3 separate regions of the Homo sapiens genome follow, and regions 1 and 2 are each linked to region 3. A link is a contact called in ENCODE Hi-C or POLR2A ChIA-PET data. All regions are on one chromosome and are shown on one strand. Each heading gives the region's core, a stretch centred on a gene start or an enhancer-like site at or near the end of the contact. The rest is flanking DNA. Distances are from core to core; before and after follow the strand shown. Region 1 holds the start of SNHG32 (small nucleolar RNA host gene 32). Region 2 holds the start of VARS1 (valyl-tRNA synthetase 1). Region 3 holds the start of WHR1 (winged helix repair factor 1).

Evidence for each region. A loop is a pair of places that touch in the nucleus more often than their neighbours do. ChIA-PET counts read pairs that join two places held with the same protein, here RNA polymerase II (POLR2A). Pooled maps may share reads with other maps.
Region 1: a loop to region 3 is called in a map of B cell, with 4 times the contacts of the local background. The contact joins the promoter of SNHG32 here to the promoter of WHR1 in region 3. A Hi-C loop is called at or near these places in 2 of 168 maps with a recorded cell type or tissue (B cell and CD4-positive, alpha-beta memory T cell) and 10 of 50 pooled maps. POLR2A ChIA-PET finds 5 or more read pairs at or near these places in 20 of 52 experiments (A549, A673, AG04450 and 15 more).
Region 2: a loop to region 3 is called in a pooled map, with 5 times the contacts of the local background. The contact joins the promoter of VARS1 here to the promoter of WHR1 in region 3. A Hi-C loop is called at or near these places in 1 of 168 maps with a recorded cell type or tissue (HL-60/S4) and 8 of 50 pooled maps. POLR2A ChIA-PET finds 5 or more read pairs at or near these places in 5 of 52 experiments (AG04450, CD4-positive, alpha-beta memory T cell, HEK293 and 2 more).

What each region holds. Positions count from the first base shown.
Region 1 is chr6:31,831,758-31,836,635 of GRCh38, forward strand. SNHG32 (small nucleolar RNA host gene 32) reads left to right here and starts at 3,159. Exons shown (of 4, transcript NR_160953.1): 1 at 3,159-3,443; 2 at 3,654-3,694. It overlaps SNORD48 (small nucleolar RNA, C/D box 48), which reads left to right and starts at 3,506; the gene lies at 3,506-3,569. RefSeq lists an enhancer at 2,296-2,994.
Region 2 is chr6:31,794,172-31,798,886 of GRCh38, forward strand. VARS1 (valyl-tRNA synthetase 1) reads right to left here and starts at 1,581. Exons shown (of 30, transcript NM_006295.3): 1 at 1,375-1,581; 2 at 660-1,079. The coding sequence starts at 1,046. LSM2 (LSM2 homolog, U6 small nuclear RNA and mRNA degradation associated) reads right to left here. Exons shown (of 5, transcript NM_021177.5): 3 at 4,306-4,336; 4 at 3,819-3,878; 5 at 3,225-3,711. The coding sequence ends at 3,586. RefSeq lists an enhancer at 1,179-2,033.
Region 3 is chr6:31,970,713-31,975,587 of GRCh38, forward strand. It overlaps WHR1 (winged helix repair factor 1), which reads left to right and starts at 1,651. Exons shown (of 7, transcript NM_004197.2): 1 at 1,651-1,799; 2 at 1,909-2,045. The coding sequence starts at 1,700. It overlaps DXO (decapping exoribonuclease), which reads right to left and starts at 1,426. Exons shown (of 7, transcript NM_005510.4): 1 at 1,217-1,426; 2 at 608-969; 3 at 200-435; 4 at 1-113. The coding sequence starts at 963. RefSeq lists an enhancer at 1,213-1,923.

The DNA.
Region 1 (4,878 bases), core at 1,909-4,408, 140 kb before region 3:
CTGGTCAACATGGTGAAACCCTGTCTCTACTAGGTGGGCACGGTGGGGCATGTCTATAATCCCAGCTACATGGAAGGCTGAGGAAGGAGAATCACTTGAACCCTGGAGGCGGAGGTTGTAGTGAGTTGAGATTGCGCCACTGTACTCCACCCTGGGTGACAGAGCAATACTTCATCTCAAAAAAACATAAATAAAACGGTTAAAGTCCTGTGTTGCACCTTTGTGTAAATCCTTACCCTCTAGGGTTTTAAAATGTTTTAAATCCTTAAAACGTTTTAAGGATTACATAATACTGGAAATCCTCCTTGAAAGTGTATAAAAGAAAAGGAATATAGTAAGTTTCTTTGGTTTTGGGGCCAAGTTTTTTTTTTTTTTTTTTTTTTTTGAGACAGAGTTTCACTTTTGTTGCCCAGGCTGGAGTACAGTGGAGCAATCTCGGCTCACTGCAACCTCTACCTCCCAGGTTCAAACGATTCTCCTGCCTCAGCCTCCCAAGTAGCTGGGATTACAGGCACCGGCCACTATGCTCAGCTAATTTTTTGTATTTTTAGTACAGACGAGGTTTCCGCCATGTTGGGCAGGCTGGTCTCGAACTCCTGACCTCAGGTGATCTGCCTGCCTTGGCCTCCCAAAGTGCTGGGATTATAGGCGTGAGCCACTATGCCCGGCCCTTGGGCCAATTCTTAAAGGCCTGTTTTATTAATGAAAGAGATGAACTAGGCCAGGCGCGGTGGCTCACACCTATAATCCCAGCACTTTGGGAGGCCGAGGCGGGCGGATCACCTGAGGTCTGGAGTTCGAGACCAGCCTGACCAACATGGAGAAACCCCATCTCTACTAAAAATACAAAATTAGCCGGGTGTGGTGGCGCATGCCTGTAATCCCAGCTACCCTGGAGGCTGAGGCAGGAGAATGGCTTGAACCTGGGAGGCGGAGGTTGCTGTGAGCCGAGATCGCGCCATTGCACTCCAGCCTGGGCAACAAGAGCGAAACTCTGTCTCAAAAAAAAAAAAAAAAAAAAAAAGAGGAACTAAAGCCTCTGACCATAGCACTTAGTAAAGGCAGCTTAACTGCCAAAACAGCAGGAATTAGGGCTTTCTGTATATATATATATTTTTTTTAAGGCAGGGTCTCACTCTGTTGCCCAGGCTAGAGTGCAGTGGTATGATCACGGTTCATGGCAGCCTCGACCTCCTGGGCTCAATTGATCCTTAGCCTCCTGATTAGCTGGGACTACACGTGTATGCCACCACCCATAGCTAATCTTTTTTTTATATACTTGCCAGGCAGTAGAGGGAACAAATACTTTAGCTTTGAGCCATGGCTCTCCACCGTAATGGAACAATAAAACGATTAAGGGATGCTAAAAAAATACAGATGCCAGGCCTCTCTCAGGCCAATTCAGAATCTCAAAGAGGGCAGTGTAGACATTTAAAGCTGCCCAGGTGTTTGTAATTTGCAGCCAATGTGGAGAAAACCACTGAACTGGGCTGGCCACGGTGGCTCACGCCTGTAATCCCAGCACTTTGGGAGGCCGAGGTGGGAGGATCACTGAGGTTCACCAGTTCAAAACCAGCCTGGGCCAACATGGTGAAAACCCCTGTCTCTACTAAAAATATATAAAATTAACTGGGTGTGGTGGCAGATGCCTGTAATCTCAGCTACTCAGGAGGCTGAGGCAAGAGAATCACTTGAACCCGGGAGGCAGAGGTTGTAGTAAGCCGAGATCATGCCACTGCACTCCAATCTGGGTAACAGAGCAAGACCCTATCTCAAAAAAAAAAAAAAAGAAAAAGAAAAAAAAAAAAAGGAAGAGGCCAGGCTCGGTGGCTCACACCTATAATCCTGGCACTTTGTGGAGGCCTAGGCAGGCAAATCACCTGAAGTCAGGAGTTCGAGACCAGCCTGGCTTACATGGTGAAACCCTGACTCTACTAAAAATATAAAAATTAGCCAGGCATGGTTGTGTGCACCTGTAATCCTTGCTACTTCGGAGGCTGAGGCAGGAAAATCGCTTGAACCGAGGAAGCGGAGGTTGCAGTGAGCCGAGATCCCGCCACTGCTCTCCAGCCTGGGCAACAGAGTCAGACTCCGTCTCAAAAAAGAAAAAGATACCAACACACACAACACACATCACCAAACATCATACGCGTTTATAAATGGGGGCGATAGGAAAGGGTCCAGAAAGGATTTGAAATGACTTATGAGTTTCAATAATTTTTTTTTTTTTGAGACAGAGTCTCGCCCTGTCGCCCAGGCTGGAGTGCAGTGGCGCAATCTCGGCTCACTGCAAGCTCGGCGTCCTGGGTTCACGCCATTTTCCTGCCTCAGCCTCCCGAGTAGCTGGGACTACAGGCGCCGCCACCACACTCTGCTAATTTTTTTTTAGTAGAGACGGGGTTTCACCGTGTTAGCCAGGATGGTCTCGATCTCCTGACCTCGTGATCCACCTGCCTCGGCCTCTCAAAGTGCTGGGATTACAGGCGTGAGCCACCGCGCCCGGCCTAATTTTTAAATAAATAGAGACGGGGGTTGGGTGTCACTATTTGCCCAGGCTGGTCCCGAACTCCGGGCCTCAAATGATCCTCTGCCTGGGCCTGTCCAAAGTGTTGAGATTACAGGCGTGACCTATTACGTCCGACCTGCCTTTTGGGTTTTTGGTTTTTGTTTTGTTTTGTTTAATTGAAGGTTAGGGTGCCTGACAGTCTGCGGGATCGAACTGGGAGGCAAATTCAGATTTCGCTGGGGGAACGGAGTGCGAAGTGTCAGGGTAGCTGGACGCTAAACTGGCGCAGCTGCGCGCGCCCGCGCGCGCGCGGGAAGAGTCCCAGGGTCATTAACGGACCATGGGCTGCTGGGAAACGGCTTAGGAGCAGCACCCGGCTGGCGCTGGCCGGCCGGCGCCGGGGACTTTCTTCCGCCTGGCCAGACAGATCCCTGTTTTTTGTTTTTCAAAATTCAGAAAGCATCTCCGAATATTTGCCCAGAGGAGTGTGAAACATACTTTCCTGGTCTTTCTTTCACTTTGTTTTATTTCTGTGTGGACAAACAATGGGGAAAATGCCGCGCGTCTAGCCAGGCAGATAAGAAAACAACTATACCCGTCAGGCCCCCAACCCGGCGCCGCCATAAATGGCCCCGGCCTCGCCATTTTAGTTCTTTTTGCGAAGTGGGCTCGTGGGTTGGCAGTATGAGAGTTGTAATGGCCCGACTGTTGAGTGAGGGGGAGCAGGGGATCCCAACGGCTTGCGCTGCCTTTGCGCAGCAGCCGGCGGGCGGCCACGTCGCGGCCTGGCTGGGGTAGGAGAGGGCGGTCCCCAGTGCAGTTGGGTGAACTACCGTTGCACACTGGAGTTTCTGGTGTCTTTGCTTGGAACTGACCTAGCTCGTGGCAGGGGGAACTCGGCTAGCGGCCCCACAGCCCCTGCTGACTCAAAACAACTGTGAGTGGGGTTGGGCGAGTGATTGCAAAATGGGGGTGGCGGTCGCCCGGGGATAGGAAGGGAGTGATGATGACCCCAGGTAACTCTTGAGTGTGTCGCTGATGCCATCACCGCAGCGCTCTGACCGCCCCCTCGGTCCAGCATTTCTCAGGCTCAACGAGTTCATGGCCAAGATTCCTAATCTTTTGTTCTGTTTCATTTCCCCGTTAGGAGTTGTAAGACGTTCATCGCCGTGTTATCCTTGAGTAAAGGTGAGTATTAGGTGCGAGAGCCTTTTGAATGCCTCTTCGGAAAGCTTTGTTCCCAAGCAAGCTTTCGTTCATGGGCATTATGCGCCTCCCTGCCCTTTTTTTTTTTTTTTTTTTTGAGACAGTCTCGCCTTGTCACCCAGGCTGAAGTGCGGTGGCACGATCTCACTGCAACCTGCGCCTTCTGGGATCAAGCGATTCTCCTGCCTCAGCCTCCCGATTAGCTGGGATTACAGGCGCATGCCACCAAGCCTGGCTAATTTTTTGTATTTTTTAATAGATAAGGGGTTTCACTGTGTTAGCCAGGATGGTCTCGATCTGCTGACCTCGTGATCCGCCCCTCTCGGCCTCCCAAAGTGCTGGGATTACAGGCGTGAGCCACCGCGCCCGGCCTTTTTTTTTTTTTTTTTTTAAGACAGCCTCCCTGTCACCCTGGCTGGAATGCAGTGGCAAGAACACAATTCAGTGCGGCCTTCAACTCCCGGGTTTAACCGATTCTCCCACCTTAGCCAATTTTTTCCTTTTTTTTTTTTTTTTTTTGAGATGGAGTCTTGATCTTGTTGCCCGGGCTGGCAATGGTACGATCTCCCTGCAACCTCTGCCTCCCGGGTTCAATCGATTGTCCTGCCTCAGCCTGCCGATTAGCTGGGACTACAGGCCCGCGCCACCACACTCGGCTAATTTTTCTGTTTTTAGTAGAAGGGGTTTCACCATGTTGGCCAGGATGGTCTCCATCTCCTGACCTCGTGAGCCGCTGTGCCCGGCCACTTTTTCTTTTTTGAGCTATAATCCATGTACCACAGGTGGTGACTTCCATTTGTTTGTTTTTGCTATTTTGTTTTTGAGACAGGGCGCAATGCCAGGATCTCCCTGCAACATCCACCGTCAGGGCTCAAGTGGTCTTTCCACCTCAGCTTCCTGGGACTGCAGGCACGTGCTACCACCACGCCTGGCTAATTTTTAGTTTTTTTACAGAAGCGGGCTTTTGCCATGTTGTCCAGGCTGGTCTCTACTCCTGGGCTCAAGCAGTCCTCCTGCCTCAGTCTCCCAAAGTGCTGGAATTACAGGGGTGAGTTGCTGCGTCTGGTGTTGGTGACTTTCTAGAGATTACTTTTTGGTTTACATCATTTTCCTTGTGACTATTTTTACTTTTTTGGGGGGCGGGGGGACAGTCTTACTCTTTTTAG
Region 2 (4,715 bases), core at 331-2,830, 180 kb before region 3:
TTTATTTGTTTGTTTGGACAGACATTCTGAATGCAAGGACTCTATTGTAGATAGGGTGATCACAATATGAGGGAGCAAGTCAGGGTCTGCCACATTCATTCATCCATTCAAGAAATACTAATTTTCCATCATGTGCTCAATACCATGCAAGGAGGCAGAGTTGAAAGTACACCAAGGCACAGGTCTCCTTTGGAAGGACTGATAGTTACAATCTGGCAGGGTTATCTCTCCTCTCACTTACCTTCCTCATTTCATTTCTCTTTTATCTCCTCCCAGCAATTGTCATCTCTCCCTCACCCAGTCTTTTCCTACAATTCAAATAACTTCTATCCTCATCAATTTCAGACTCATCAAACTTTTACTAAGAGACTTTAAAAGTGCCTGGCACTAAACTATGTGCTCTGCGCACATCTTTTAATCCTATTAACTCAGTGAGGCAAGCATTACATCAACTTGCCTGCGTGTTCATAGACATAGGAAGACCAAGACACAGCGGGTCTATGAAACGTGCCCAGGGTTACCATACCAGTTGGCAATCTGGGATTTGATCACTCTTTTCCCACATCTGATGTACTACCTTCTTGTCTCATTGTCCATTCCAGTCCTCGCTTCCCTCCTCTGAATTTCTCCCCTCCCCCTCTTCTGTACAACCCCCTCACCTGGGGGTCCTGGGCCGAGCTTCGGAGTCCCAGGGCCGGCAGCGTTGCTCCACAGGCAGCTGGTATTAACTCCGTGTCGGCGTAACTGACCCACTGTTGGACAAGGACAGCCGCCCGGCTGCCCCCTGGGCCCCCCAGGCCTGCTGGCCACAGCAGCTGGGCCACAGCCGTGGCCCCCCACACCCAGAGCCCACCGGGCCCCTGCTCCAGGGCCGGCAGGCGGGGTGGGGGAAAGGGAGTCCTGCTAGTCGGGGGTGGCTGGAGACAGATGCGGGGGTGGGCTCCTCCCCATCCGGGACCCTCCCCAGCCTCCCCATAGCGAGCGGCTATGAGGGCTCGGAGGCTGGGGAAGGCATCTGGGTGAGGGGAGACGTAGAGGGTGGACATAGTTATGAGAAGGTCCGAACGAAGTGGAAAAACCTAAGGAGAAAGAGAGACAGGGGAAGACTGCGGGATCGAGGTGGGTCCTATGTTTGAGTAGAGAGGGGACCCTCACGGGAGCTCCTTCGCCGCAGACACCCGAGTCCCATAGGACTGAGGGTCTGACCAGGCAGGCTGTCAGGAGCCGAGGACCTGGCTCTCAGAGGGGCAGTGTCAGTGGGGAGTTCCTGGGGAAGAGGAACTATCCACCATCGCGGGGCTTCGGGGAGTGTGGAAGGCTCTCAGGAGCGGGTCGGCGTCTGGTTGGATGCGGGTTCGAGCCGCGTGTACGTACTGGAGGGAGATGGTCAGACTGGGCCGGGAATCCACCTCACAGCCAGGCGCCGGCCGCGGCTGGACCGGCCGAGCGGCCCGGGCGGAGGAGTCGAGCGGGCAGAGACGGTGGGCGGCTCTCCAGGTGACCCTAGTTCCCTAAGATCGCCGCCCCGGCAGCCGGCGCCCACGTGTTCCCCCCTTTGTGACAGGGAGCGTTTCCGGGCCTGCGGGTCCTGGCGGGGGCGGCCGTGCCCCGCCTGCGAGTGCGCGCCCGCCGTGTCCGACACTGCCCCGGGGGCCGCGCGGCTCGCCGCCCGCCGGTCTCACGAGGAACAGCGCGGGGCGCGGGGCGCTGGGCGCGGACGCAGGACGAGAGGACACCCCTGAGCACGACGCTCCCGTCAGGCGCCGCCACGGGCACCTTGTGCGGGTCCTCGGCCGGGTGGCGAGGGCGGCGCCCAGCGGGCAGCTAGGGAACTGGCCCAAGAGGGTCGGCCGGCCCTGCCGGTGGAGGGCGTTCCCCACCCGGTAGCGGGGAGGTGCCCAGCAGGGAGCCGCCTGATGAGGACCGAAGGGGAGGTCCATTTGCCGAGGCCCTGGCGTCCAGCTTCCTCTTTGAGCCTCATCTCCTCATGTATGAAAAAAGGGTGACGGCCGGGCGCAGTGGCTCACGCCTATAATCCCAGCACTTTGGGAGGCCGAGGTGGGCGGATCACCTGAGGTCAGAAGTTCAAGACTAGCCTGGCCAAGGTGGTGAAAGCCCGTCTCACGCCTGTAATCCCAGCACTCTGGGAGGCCAGGGCGGGTGGATCACCAGGTCAGGAGTTCAAGACCAGCCAGGCCAAGATGGTGAAACCCCGTCTCTACTAAAAATACAAAAATTAGCCAGGTGTGGTGGCAGGCGCCTGTAATCCCAGCTACCCCGGAGCCTGAGGCAGGGAATTGCTTGAACCCTGGAGGTTGAGGTTGCAGTGAACTGAGATCGTGCCACTGCACTCCAGCCTGGCGACAGAGCTGCAGTATTTGTAAAAATACAAAAATTAGCCAGGCGTGGTGGCACACACCTGTAAGCCCAGCTACTTGGGAAGCTGAGGCAAGAAGATCACTTGAACCTGGGAGGCGGAGATTGCAGAGCTAAGATCACACCACTGCAGTCCAGCCTGGGTGACAAAGTGAGACTCCATCTCAAAAAAAAAAAAAAAAAAAAAAAATTAGCCGGGCATGGTGGTGGGCATCTGTAATCCCAGCTACTCAGGAGCTGTGGCAGGAGAATCGCTTGAACCGGGAGGCGGAGGTTGCAGTGAGCCAGACCAAGCCAGTGCACTCCACCCTGGGCAACAGAGTGAGACTCCCGTCTCAAAAACAAAAAGGAGGGTCACACTAGATGGTCTCTAAGGGTCCCTTAAGGCTGAGAAGTCTCATCTGTATCATGAACTCATATTTGCTGAATGAGTGAATGAAGTTTAGTAATTCCCAGTCACAACTTTTCTCTAAAATATAAATTACATCACTTGTATTTATCTTCTATACATATTCAGAAAACATGAACTGATTTGGTTGGATTGGTGAAGTCTGGTAGCATGAAATGTATCTTATGACACTATCACATTAATGGAAGGACAGCAAGCACTCCAGTTGCAGGTATGGTATAAGCAAAAGGCCACAGGGAGAACATACAGGTAGGGACATGTTGGGGAAACATGGTGTAGAGCAACTGTATTATATGCTTTATACCAAGGAGAGTAGTGGGAAGCTGAGTTGGATTCTTGGCTGGGTTAACGCAGAGTAACAGGGGCTTGGATGAATTCGACATCCTTTTCCATGTCCCAGCCCCCTGCCCAACACATAGTAACAGAACCAAAACACAAATTTGCATCATAAATTTTATTCCCGATGCGGGACAGATTCCTTCCATCCCCAAATGAATCACATGCTGCCCTGGAAAGACCTAGGAAACTCTCCTACCATCTCCAGAGAAGTAGTGAGAAAGGCAGGTGCTGGGGACTGGGAAGGCTTTGAAGTTTCCCAGCCTACTTATCCTCCCCTTCTCAAGAGAGGATAGCTGTTCCCTATTACTCCTCTCATCCACTCATCCCTTAAAAAAAACCCACAAAACCATCATTAGTAAAAAAACAAAACCCCTTCAAGTATTGGGGGTTAGGGGTTCTGGGCTGGGACTTGGGGTTATGGGTCACCAATGAAAGAGGGAGGGGAAGAGGAGGAGGAGCCATCACTGTTTCTGCTGCAGGGCTTCCTTCCTTGCCGCATCCTGTAGCAACTGTGTGTCGACCTCATCTGCTGGCAGCTGCACGTATCGGACCACTGAGCCCCGAATGAAGCAGTTCTTCACTGATAACTAGACAAAGATGGACAAATATGAAAACACCCTTAAAAATGTCCTCTAACCACCCAGGGGCCTCCTGCTTTAGAGGTGTTTCCTCTTCTCCACAGACCCCAACTCACCATGTGAGGGTATTTCTCAGGGTCTGTGACACTGATGTCAGTTAGTTTGATGTTGAGATACTAGGAAAGGAAGATGAACACCATTATTATTATTATTTTTTTTTTTTTGAGACAAGAGTTTTGCTCTTGTTGCCCAGGCTGGAGTGCAATGGTGCCATCTCGGCTCACTGCAATCTCCGCCTCCTGGGTTCAAATGATTTTCCTGCCTCAGCCTCTCGACTAGCTGGGATTACAGGTGCCCACCACCACGCCCAGCTAATTTTTTGTATTTTTAGTAGAGACGGGGTTTCACCATGTTTGTCAGGCTTGTCTTGAACTCCTGACCTCAGGCCTCGGCCTCTCAAAGTGCTGGGATTACAGGCGTGAGCCACCGTGCCTGGCCGACGAACACCATTATTAACCCTAGAGACATGATGTAAGAACCCAACCCTTAAGTCTCCCCTCTCCTTCTCCAGGAACCAATTCTGGGGCCCGTGCTATATCTCACCTGATCCACAGAATGGAGGGTTCCACAGATGCTGTCAAGGGCAGAGGGAGAGAAGAATCAAATTAGTTTATAACAAAGTCAACATAGAGGTGACTTCAGAGCTGGGATGAGAACATGACTGGGAGAAGTCAAGGACTTGAGGATGTCAGAAAAGGTAGAACCAAAAGGGGGCATTCCTAAGCCCTGGAGTAGGAAAGACAACTAACAGAGTAGTTTATTTTCAACCCCACATCTCCTCTCCCTAAACCAATCCATTCTTTTTTTTTTTTTTTTTTTTTTTGAGATGGAGTCTCACTGTCAGCCAGGCTGAAGTGCAGTGGTGTGATCTTGGCTCACTGCAACCTCTGCCTCCCAGGTTCAAGCGATTCTCCTGCCTCAGTCTCCTGAGTAGCTAGGACTTCAGGCGCATG
Region 3 (4,875 bases), core at 401-2,900:
TACCTCCCCTGAGAAGAGCAGAGGGTGGCTTCCCAGGCGGCTGCGTAGCACAGAGCAGAAGGCCACGTTGGTGTTAACCTCCCCAGAGGGGTCTGGGGAGCTTCCAGGTTTGTCTGCACAAGGAGAGAAGCAGCAGCAGGCGTGGGGGGCTCTCAACCTCTGGGAAGGGGAAGGGGGCTATGAAGCAGGGGCAACTCACCTGCACACATGTACTGCTCAAATTTGTATCCCATGTACATAAGCTCCCGGAGGAGCGGTGGCCGAGCAAGCCTCTGGGCCCGAGCGTTCGGTGTCTCCACTTCACTCAGGTATAGTGTTCCCTGGAACCGGGAGGCTGCCAGCTGCCAGCCCTCCTGCCGCTCATACGGTGTCGTCAGCAGTTTTGTCAGGTGCCCCCGCCACGTCACTATGGCCTCTGCCAGCCAGCCTGGACCCCTGAGAGGCAGGAGTTACAGGCTGAAGGTCTGACACAAGCATTAGTGAGATGCTCCCCTCGAAGAATAGTCTTGTTTCTTCTAAGGACTGATTCTCACCCCGGCTTTGGCTCTCCTAATTTTAGAGGGTAGGTACGGGTCTCCAGATATACTGCCTACCACGCTTTGCTCACCCCTCCAACCGGCCTCGGTGTTCCAGGAGCCAGCACAGCAGGTGGTCCAGCCTTTCCTGGACCTCCTCGTCCCGGGGCTGGTATCGATCCGGGTATCCGTCTCTGAGGTCAAAGTTGGGGCCTGGACCGTTAGTGGGGGGTGGGCTATAGTAGCGCAGGGCTCGGGCATCTCCATGGTACTGGCGTTGAGCATCCAGGGAGAAGCAGCCCAGTTCCGAAGGGCGCCGGTAGAAAGGAAAGGGCCCAGAGTAGAGGGCAGGGTCTGTGGGCAGAGAAGGTGCTGGACGAGGTAGTTTGTTCCGAGGCTCAGCTACCTCTGTCTTCTCAGCTCCTCTCTTGGTCCCCCTGGGATCCATGAGGTCCTAAGACAAGCAGGGGTACAGAGTTTCCATTCTACAGAGGAGGCCTGGAGAAGGATGACTGGTTTAGGACTAAGCGAGCCACCTGATCGCCAGGCTCTGGCCTTGAAACATTCAGGCCCCTCAGACGCCACCGCGGCCAAGCTCTCATCCTGCCTCTTTCCTTGCCCTTCACCCACCCTCCCTCCAGGTCCTCCAAATGCAGTGAGGTTAGGAAGGACGTCTGCGCTCAGATCAAGAATCCAGTTACCTCAAAGCTCCCCAACTTCCACCTCCGCAGAGCTATGACGTCATGGCAGGCACGCCAGAGGCCGAAGGATGCAAAAGTGGTTTTCTGCTTTCGATGATGCAATCATTCAGCGACAGTGGCGGGCAAACCCCTCCCGGGGCGGGGGAGGTGTGAGCTTCACGAAGGAGGTTGACACCAACGTGGCCACCGGCGCCCCTCCACGCCGCCAACGAGTCCCCGGGCGTGCGTGCCCTTGGAGGGAGCCAATCCGCGGCCGGCGTGGGGCCCGGCCTGGCGGAGGTGATGCTGGTATGTGCGTCGCCACCGCCCCTCCCAGCACTGACGGGCCTGAGGGACGACAAGTTGACGCTCCTTTCGTCATCACCTGGTCTAGGAGGGACGCCCGGGGAGACCGTACGTCACTGCTCTGCGCCGGAAGACCCTATTTTCAGGTTCTCTTCCCTCCATTCCTACCCCTTCCCCGGTACCATAAAATCCCGGGATATGAGCTGGAAGAGGCATCACCTGATCCCGGAGACCTTTGGAGTTAAGAGGCGGCGGAAGCGAGGGCCTGTGGAGTCGGATCCTCTTCGGGGTGAGCCAGGTAACCATGGCAACCCCGGGGGTGGGGCCTCGCTTCCGGTAGCCGAGAGTTTTGTTAGAACCGCGTCCCCGCCCCAGTTCCCTGTCCGTGAGCCGATTTATCTGCCCAGGGTCGGCGCGCGCGGCTGTCTCAGAACTCATGCAGCTGTTCCCGCGAGGCCTGTTTGAGGACGCGCTGCCGCCCATCGTGCTGAGGAGCCAGGTGTACAGCCTTGTGCCTGACAGGACCGTGGCCGACCGGCAGCTGGTGAGGGGCGTCGGTGCGACCGCCGGAAGCCCCTTTCCTAACTCCTGGAATTCCCTGTCACTCAGTCACTCCGCCAGCCGTTCAGCAAGCATTAGGCCTTTCAGGCGAGGGCACTGTGCCAGGCACTGGGGTGCCACAGAGACCCTGTTAAAAGTCCCGCAGGTAGTACAGGGCATTTCAAATCATGGAGGTAGAAGAACGAGGCTTTTGGGGAAACCGAGTCATGGGGCATGGTTCGAACATACAGCGCTGGGAGTGCAGTCAGACGTCAGATCATGACAGGCCTTGTACATCAGTGTTGTTTCCATCTTACACTGAGGCGATGGGCTGGTAGAGAATATCATAGAGAGAGGGAATGGTGTATTGGAGATAGTGGATGAGGCAGGGAGGTCAGCTAAGAAGATACTGCATCTGAGAAGTGGTGAAGGCCTAAATTAGGTCAGTGCAGTAGGGAGGGAGAGGAGAGTGAGGAAGAGGGAGGAGTCCAGGACAACTCAGACTTTCCAGATGACTGCGTGGCTGGTGGTATTAGGAGCACATTTAGTTGTTGGACTACAGATAATGTGTTTAATTTTATACAAGTTGAGTTGATGGTGCATGTGGAGCATCCAAAGACAAAGGTATTAGACAGTTGGATATGAGAGTTGGAGAGAATTCTGGGCCAGTGATAATAGAATTACAAGTCATGGAGGTGTGAATAGCAAGTGGTTAATTCTGTGATGTGGTGAGATCCAGTAGGAAGAGTGGGTAGAGGAGTGATTTCTAACCTTTTTGTAATCTTTAGAAGGTGATAAAAGCTATGGCTATCTCTCTCCAGAAAAATGCACGTTTGCCACATATACATAGGGTGTATGTATAGTTAGGGGGGAAATATTTTACTAATCCTGCGAGGTCCGTGGTTAAGGACTCCAGGTTTAGAGTGGAAGTTAATAGGGTCAAATCCACAATGCTGGGAAACACCATCATTTAAGGCAGTGTTACTGAATATATGAGCTGAGTTATTATGCCTGTGTCAAAATTACGTGGGCTGCTTGTTAAAAAAAATACAGGTTCCTGGGACTCATCCAAGGTTAATGAATTACGCTCTCTTGGGGCGGGATTTGGGACTCTACATTTTTGAACTGCCTCAAGTGCTTTTTAAGTGTGCCTTAAAATTTGAGATCCACTGACATAAAGGGAAAGCAGAAGAAGAGGAATCTGTGACAGAGGCAGAGAGGGACTTGCCTGAGTTAAGAGGAACCCAGAGGCCGGCGCGGTGGCTCACACCTGTAATCCCAGCACTTTGGGAGGCCGAGGTGGGTGGATCTCTTGAGCTCATGAGTTTGATACCAGCATGGGCAACATGACATAACCCCATCTCTACAAAAAATACAAAAATTAGCCAGGCGTGGTGGTACGCGCCTATAGAGCTACTGGGGAGGCTGAGGTGGGAGGATTGCTTGAGCTGGGGAGGCGGAGGTTGCAGTGAGCTGAGATAGCACCGCTGCACCCCACCCTGGGTGATAGAGCTAGACTTTGTCTCAAAAAAAAAAAAAAAAAAAGTAACCCAGGAAGAGGCCTACTGTGAAAGTAAAGAGATTTTTGAGAAAGTGAAGTAGTTGGCAGTATTAGAACCTGTGATTCAAGACAGTGGTCTAAGAAGAGGGAAGAGGTAAAGTAAAATATAAACTGAAATCTAGGCTGAGTGTGGTGGCTCATGCCTGTACTCCCACCACTTTGGGAGACTGAGGCAGGAGTATAGCTTGAAACCAAAAGTTTGAGACCAGCCTGGGCAACAAAGTGAGACCCCATCTTTACTAAATAACTGAGATCCCATCTCTACTAAATAAATAAATTAAAACACAAAAATTCTTAGCTGGGCATGGTGGTGTGCACCTATTGTTCTAGCTGTTTGGGAAGTTGAGGCAGAAGGAGTGCTTGAGCCCAGGAATTTGAGGCTGCAGTGAGCTATGATTGCACGACTGCACTCCAGGCTGGGTAACAGAGGGAGACCCTGTCTCTAAAAAAATGAAAACAACAACAAAAAAACCCAGAACTGAAATCTGTCCATTGGATTTAGCAGGTAGAAGGTTAATAGTGATCTTTCAAGAAAAGAGGAAAGAAAAGGAAGGCAGTCTAGCACTCACTTGAGGTGAGCTAGTCTCCCTGACTAGGTCTCCCGTGAGGAAGCATGCCAGATGGAACCACTCCTTAAGGAGTATTTGTTGATTTTAATGTATTGGTGTTAGCTTTTGTTTTTAAAAACCTTTAAAAGTTGCAGAATGAAAATATAAACATATATAATTTAAATGATGTTTATAAAGCAGATACCTATCTAGCCACTCCCTAGGTCAAACTATAGAATATGACCAGTATCCCACATATATCCCTCTCTGATCAAAATGTCTCTGATCAGAATGTCCCTGGGAGGTGACTGCTGTGGTCATTGTTGCCTTAGTTTTCCCTTTTTTTTTTTTTTTTTTGAGGTGGAGTGTCGCTCTGTTGCCCAGGCTGGAGTGCAGTGGTGTGATCTCAACTCACTGCAACCTCTGCCTCCTGGGTTCAAGCAATTCTCCTGCCTCACTGTCCTGATTAGCTGAGACTACAGGCACGCGCCACCATGCCCAGCTAATTTTGGTATTTTTAGTAGAGATGGGGGTTTCATCATGTTGGCCATAATGGTCTTGATCTCCTGACCTCGTGATCTGCCCTCCTCGGCCTCCCAAAGTGCTGGGATTACAGGCATGATCCACCGCACCCGGCCTAATTTTGTATTTTTATAGGGATGGGGTTTCACCCTGTTGGCCAGGCTGGTCTCAAACTCCTGACTCAGATGATCTGCCTGCCTCGG